Linked DNA regions of Homo sapiens: region 2 is linked to region 1. The links are chromatin loops, found by intact Hi-C in ENCODE. Cell type or tissue: PC-9. All regions are shown on one strand. Each heading gives the region's core, and the rest is flanking DNA. Links, peaks and the distances in the headings are about the cores only. Region 1 has its middle 57 kb from the start of PLCH1-AS1. Region 2 overlaps PLCH1 (phospholipase C eta 1).

The links. Peaks named below come from ENCODE experiments on the same cell type or tissue, not always from the same donor. Only the 100,000 strongest peaks of a DNase experiment are listed, where the experiment ranks them.
Region 2: a loop joins it to region 1, with 2.1 times the contacts of the local background. A loop is called at or near these places in 2 of 110 quality-filtered maps.

Annotation. Positions count from the first base shown.
Region 1 is chr3:155,390,324-155,393,245 of GRCh38, reverse strand. No RefSeq gene overlaps it. Among named protein-coding and RNA genes, the nearest start is that of PLCH1-AS1, 57 kb to the left of the region's middle. In PC-9, for the core only: no CTCF peak of the experiment used is centred there; a DNase peak (open chromatin) is centred at 1,515; H3K27ac peaks cover 778 bases.
Region 2 is chr3:155,496,437-155,499,358 of GRCh38, reverse strand. PLCH1 (phospholipase C eta 1) reads left to right here. Exons shown (of 23, transcript NM_014996.4): 15 at 1,942-2,039. Among named protein-coding and RNA genes, the nearest start is that of PLCH1-AS2, 12 kb to the right of the region's middle. In PC-9, for the core only: no CTCF peak of the experiment used is centred there; a DNase peak (open chromatin) is centred at 1,268; H3K27ac peaks cover 829 bases.

The sequences.
Region 1 (2,922 bases), core at 125-2,624:
ATAATCCAAGAATATATATTAATATATAAAAATATATATTAATTATATTAGAATTAATGCCTTTGGGGCCACGGATGGGAAGTAGGAGTGTTGGTGGGTTATGATGAGGAAAATACAGAAATAAAACAAGAGAAGGGCTTTGCATAGATTAATGATGACAGACAGCCTGAATCTGGAGAATATTATACTCTACACTCTCCATGTGAAGTCCAAAAGGAAAACAACAAAACATAATGCTAAAATGTGAGCATTTTTTTGTTTATTGATTTATTCATTGTATATATTAAGTAATATCTAAGATTAATATCACTTGTTAATATGTAGCATATATCTTCCTAAGTCCATTTCCATTCATTAAATTTGCCATGGTGTTCTTTATTAAATATAAATCCTTAATTTTTTTTTCTTTTTCTTTCTTTCTTTTTTTTTTTTCTCGCTCTGTCTCCCAGGCTGGAGTGCAGTGGTGCAATCTCGGCTAACTGCAACCTCCGCCTCCCGAGTTCAAGCCATTCCCCTGCCTCAGCCTTCTGAGTAGCTGGGATTACAGGCGTGCGCCACCATGCCTGGCTAATTTTTGTATTTTTAGTAGAGACAGGGTTTCACCATGATGGCCAGGGTGGTCTGGAACTCCTCGCCTCAAGTGATCCACCCTCCTCAGCCTCCCAAAATGCTAGAATTAAAGGCGTGAGCCACCGTGCCTGGCCAGAAATCCTTAAATTGGATGTAATTAAATCTACCATACTTTTCACATTTGGAGTCAGTTGCCTCTGATTGCTAGGTAATTATTTTCCTTTTGGACTTCAGATGGAGGGTGTTGAGTACAATAGTCTCCAGACTGTTTGAGTGCAGTTGATAGTGCAGTCTAGAGAAATTCCCTAAGTACTTAGAACCAGCATCCTGTGCTCTTTCAGGGCCCCGTGGTAGAGTGGTGAGTTGAGAGGGAGCTTAGAGGGGCTGAGCCTGTTCTAGCAGACACCAATATATCTTTAGCTCAAATGTGATTTTCAAGTTTCTTTCTGTGAGCCCTGTACCCTAGTGAATTGTTTATGCAATAAACATAATTTGATACAAAAAATATTAGAGTTGTGAGGTTAGTGCTCACCACCATGGCATGGAACATGGACTCAGTAGCAATATTGCAGAGGGTAATTTGTAGAGAGCAAATTACCAGGGCTCTCTTTCCAGAAAAGAATCTTTTGAGGCACAAAAGGCACAAAATGCACACCTCATTGCAGGACTCTTGCAGTGTTTCATTTGATGGTTCTCTTATTAATCCCACCATTTCAGACTGGATGCCCTTCACATCAGAGTAGCATGTCCAGATCTCTGCATGCAGGGAGTGAAGTAGGCAGCAGCCTTGGCCCAAAGCTTTGCACAGGACTTCGTATTGAATCATAAATTAGTCTGCAGAGGAACACGAGAGTAACCCAGTAATTTGTTCTGACAAAAGCAGGATTAGACATTTCCAGGTCATTTGGTGCTCAGTGTGGCTCAATTAGACACACCCAAACCCACAGGCATCTGGCTTGTTGTATTTTGGGAGAGCAGGTCAGTATGAGAGGAATGTCACCAAGGCAACTCCATGGGGCTGGAAGATAGGAAGTCATAAACACTGTTCCTCTCCAGCCTGGCTTTGGGACAGACACCCTTTCTGTGCCATTGGATACAGTGAGCTTGCTAGGATCTCTTAGATGGGCATACACATTCCAAAAGAACATGGATTTGCTTACATTCTTTTCAATACAGACTTCAAAGTGCCATTATTAAAAGCACTTCTATCAAAGATGTTACATCTCATTTTTCTTTTATTTCAAAACTCAAATTTGTTTTGTCTCTCCTATTTTATTTTCAGAAGTTTTGCATGATGCATCACACAGCATGTATTATTGCATTTCTTAGAATTGAATATATTCCAGGCAACTTCTAATGGTTTGCGTAAGCATCACATCTGTCTTGCATTAAATGAAATAGTCTAGTCATTTTTAATGCAGAGTAGTCCCCACTGCATTTCTATCTCTTAAATCTTGTTTTGCTTTTAAGCTAGTGTTTTCATTATTTTCCTTTTAAAACTGAACTTATTTAGGATTAAAGATCATTCTTCCCTGTGACGTTAGTTTCAAACTGTGTTTTTCTTTTTGTATTATTTTCCTTAAGAATTTTTTTTTTTTTTTTTTTGGAACAGCCTCGCTCTGTTGCCTAGGCTGGAGTGCAATGGTACAGTCTTGGCCCACTGCAGCCTCCACCTCCCAGGTTCACTCAATTCTCCTGCCTCAGCCTCCCGAGTAGCTGGGACTACAGGCATGCACCACCATGCCCGGCTAATTTTTGTATTTTTAGTAGAAACAGAATTTCACCATGTTGGCCAGGCTGATCTTGAACTCCTGACCTCAAGTGATCTGTCGCCTCAGCCTCCCAAAGTGCTGGGATTACAGGAGTGGGCCACTGCGCCTGGCCAATTTCCTGAAGAGTTTTTTTTTACCATAATGGGTATGGCTGAATAAAGCAAACAAGCTAGATACATTTTTTTTCCTATTTACTTAATTTGAACATGCTTAAAATTCTAGAGCATATAAACAAATGAAATACCTTTCAAATTGTTTTCAGATTTGAATTAGCAAACAAAGTTCTATTCATATTTTTAAAGGAAGGTTAAAATTCAGCAACAGTGGAGGCTCTTAAACATTATGTCAGGATTCCTGCTGGAAAGTTATCAAGTGAAAAAAATCATTTCAGTGTTTGATTGCACATCAAGTGCTAAAGATCAATTTTCCCTTTGGAAATGCTGAAGCTGTTCTCATTGCATTTCCTTTCCTATACTTAGAACATTTGCATGAAATATTATTTCAGCTGTTATATATAAAGTTAGCTGCATAAGCACATGTGTGATGCTTTGGAGATGCAAGGAAACAGCAATTATTAGTC
Region 2 (2,922 bases), core at 252-2,751, 110 kb before region 1:
ATTATATGGTAAAGAAGGAACATGCGTTCTTTTTTCTATTGATTTTTACCACAGTAAAGTTCTCAGCAGACCATCACATTCCCCTCACTTACCCACTTTTCTCCTATAGGGGAACATCTAACTATCGAAAAGAAACCTCACAAAAAGAAGATATACAAATGGCCAATAAACACATGAAAATGTGCTCAACATTGTTGGACATTAGGGAGATATAAATCAAAACTACAATGGAATACCTCTTCACACCCACTATGATACTTATAACCGAAAAGGCAGACAATAACACATGTTATTTCTGTTGCCTAGAGTACGGACCACATACATCTCCTCTGCCCTTCCTAATTAGTTACTATTTTATGTATAGATATTCTGTTGGAGCTTAAGTATAAAGTTTAATTGAACACTAAAGTTTAGGTTTGTTTTTGGTAGTTGTTTCCCATAAGAAAAAGTGTGTGTGTGAGGGGAATGTGATGGTCTGTGGAGGACTTGACTGCAGAAGAGAGTGGTGGTACAATTTGTAAGGTTGCAGAGGAGATCCTATGAGTGGTTTGTAGGAGAGAGAAAACTATTAAAATATCTAAGATAAAAACAGCACTAGATAAAGTAATGAATGTTTGTTTTAAGAAAGCTAGAGAATATAGAAAAAGTATAAAGAAGAAAGTAAACATCCTTTGTAATTACATCTCTCCAATAATCACTATGGAAATTTGGCATATTTCCCTTTAGGTGTATAATTCTTGTGGCCCGCTACCCACTATGCAGTGTTTCTGTTCCATTTTAGCCCTGGTCTCCTCCCTGCAAAGGCCATGTAGTTCCCTGATGAACTCTGGTGTTACTCCCTAACTGGGTCACAGTGGGAATCCAGCCTTCCACAGCAGAACTCACAAATGCATGAGAAGAGGCTGTGATTCCTGGCAGAGCAGTGAATAAAACCACATTACAATAGTCCCCACGTCATCATGAGAAATGACTGCAGTGGATGCCTGAAACCACAGATGGTAGTGAACCCTATATATATGTTGTTTTTCTCTTTCCTTATTAAGTCAAACATTTTCACCTTTTCACTTCAAGGAAGTGCTTTGCAGCATCTCTTTGGCATATCTGAATTGCCAGCATTACTACTCCCGCACTTTAGGGCCATTATTAAGTAAAATAAGAGTTACTTGAACATAAGCACTGCAAAACCTCCACTCCACAGTCAGTCACATAAGAAGATGTCTACCAGATGACACATACATCATGGATATGCTGGACAAAGGGATGACTCATGTCCAGAGTGGGACGGAGCAGGACCTCACAAGATTTCATCATGCTACTAAGAATGGCATACAATTTAAAACTCATGGCCAGGTGCTGTGGCTTGCGTCTGTAATCCTAGCATTTTGGGAGGCCAATGCAGGTGGATCACTTGAGGTCAGGAGTTTGAGACCAGCCTGGCCAACATGGTGAAACCCTTTCACTGCTAAAATTACAAAAAATTAGCTGGCGTGGTGGTGTGCACCTGTAGTCCCAGCTACTCGGGAGGCTGAGGCAGGAGAATCACTTGAACCTGGGAGGCAGAGGTTGCAGTGAACCAAGAATGCGCCACTGCACTGCAGCTTGGGCAACAGAGAGAGACTCTGTCTCAAAAAAAGAAAAAAAATCTCATGAATTGTTTATTTCTGAAATTTCCACTTAATATTTTTAGACCATGGTTAACTATGGGCAAATGAAACTCTGGAAAGGGAAAGTGAGGATAAGGGGGGACTACTGTAGTAGGATTTTGTGGTGGAAAGAGCACTGAACTAGGAAGCACACTTGGGTGCCAATCCTGGCTCCCTTAGGACCTGGGGCAGGTATTCCCTATTAAATCATTGTCTTAAATAAGGAAAGTGGGATAACCAAGAACCCAAACCTCTTTCAACTCCAAAATGTCATGCATCCTCTGTGGGTACTTCACAGATTGGGTCGCCGAAGGAAAACCATGAAGCTCTGCCGAGAACTCTCTGATTTGGTTGTGTACACAAACTCCGTGGCCGCTCAGGACATTGTGGATGACGGTAAGGATGGAGAGTTTTCTCATTCTGCTCTGAATAAACATTCTTGACCTTTCTTTTTCAATTGTTAATGAATTTTTGTTAATCCCATTATCAACACACATTTTTGGGACTATGTAGAAACCAATTTGAGTGTCAGGAAACTCACTGCTGCTATAGTGTTGAGTTCACATGGAGGGTTCTACTGATTACTGTGGTTGCCTGATTGACCAGAGGCCAGAGAAAGTTCCCACAGGGCCAAAGAGGACTTTATTACTATACAAAGACAAGTGCCTCAGGGCAAGATCTTCCTGCAACACTTGAACTGTGAAGTCCAGGCCCGGCTTGAGGACCAGGTCACAGATGGCCATTCCAAATGCGAATGACCAAAAGAAGAAATTAATTGGCTAAAATCACACCTTGAAAAGCCCTATATTTTCTCAATGAAAGTTTTGACTTGGGTGAAAATAGCTTAATCCAGATTGAAGTTTTAACAAAAAGAGCAGAAATCTCAGTAGCATTCTCTCCGTCACTGTTTTTTACCTATCAGTTGCCACACGGAGCTGAGAAATTCTAGTCACATCTATTCATATCCTTGGCTTTCCTGCTAGTTACTCTTGTCTCCTTTATCTTCTATTTCATTTAGTTACTGAATGCTTACAGAAAAAAAACCTACTGTCATGTGGCTTTTCATCTAATTTTAATTTTAGTGGAACCGAAATGTAAATCAGGACCTCCAAATTTCTCAACAAGTTTTAGTGAAGGGAAAACAACATTGTGTCCTCACAAACCTCCAGGATTCTTCCCTCCCATCTCCCCCTGCCCAGCCCCCACTCCACAAATGTATCTTTTTCTATTTGCAGAAAGATTTCTTCCCTTTGGCCTTGATTCCTTCTTCAAATGGTAA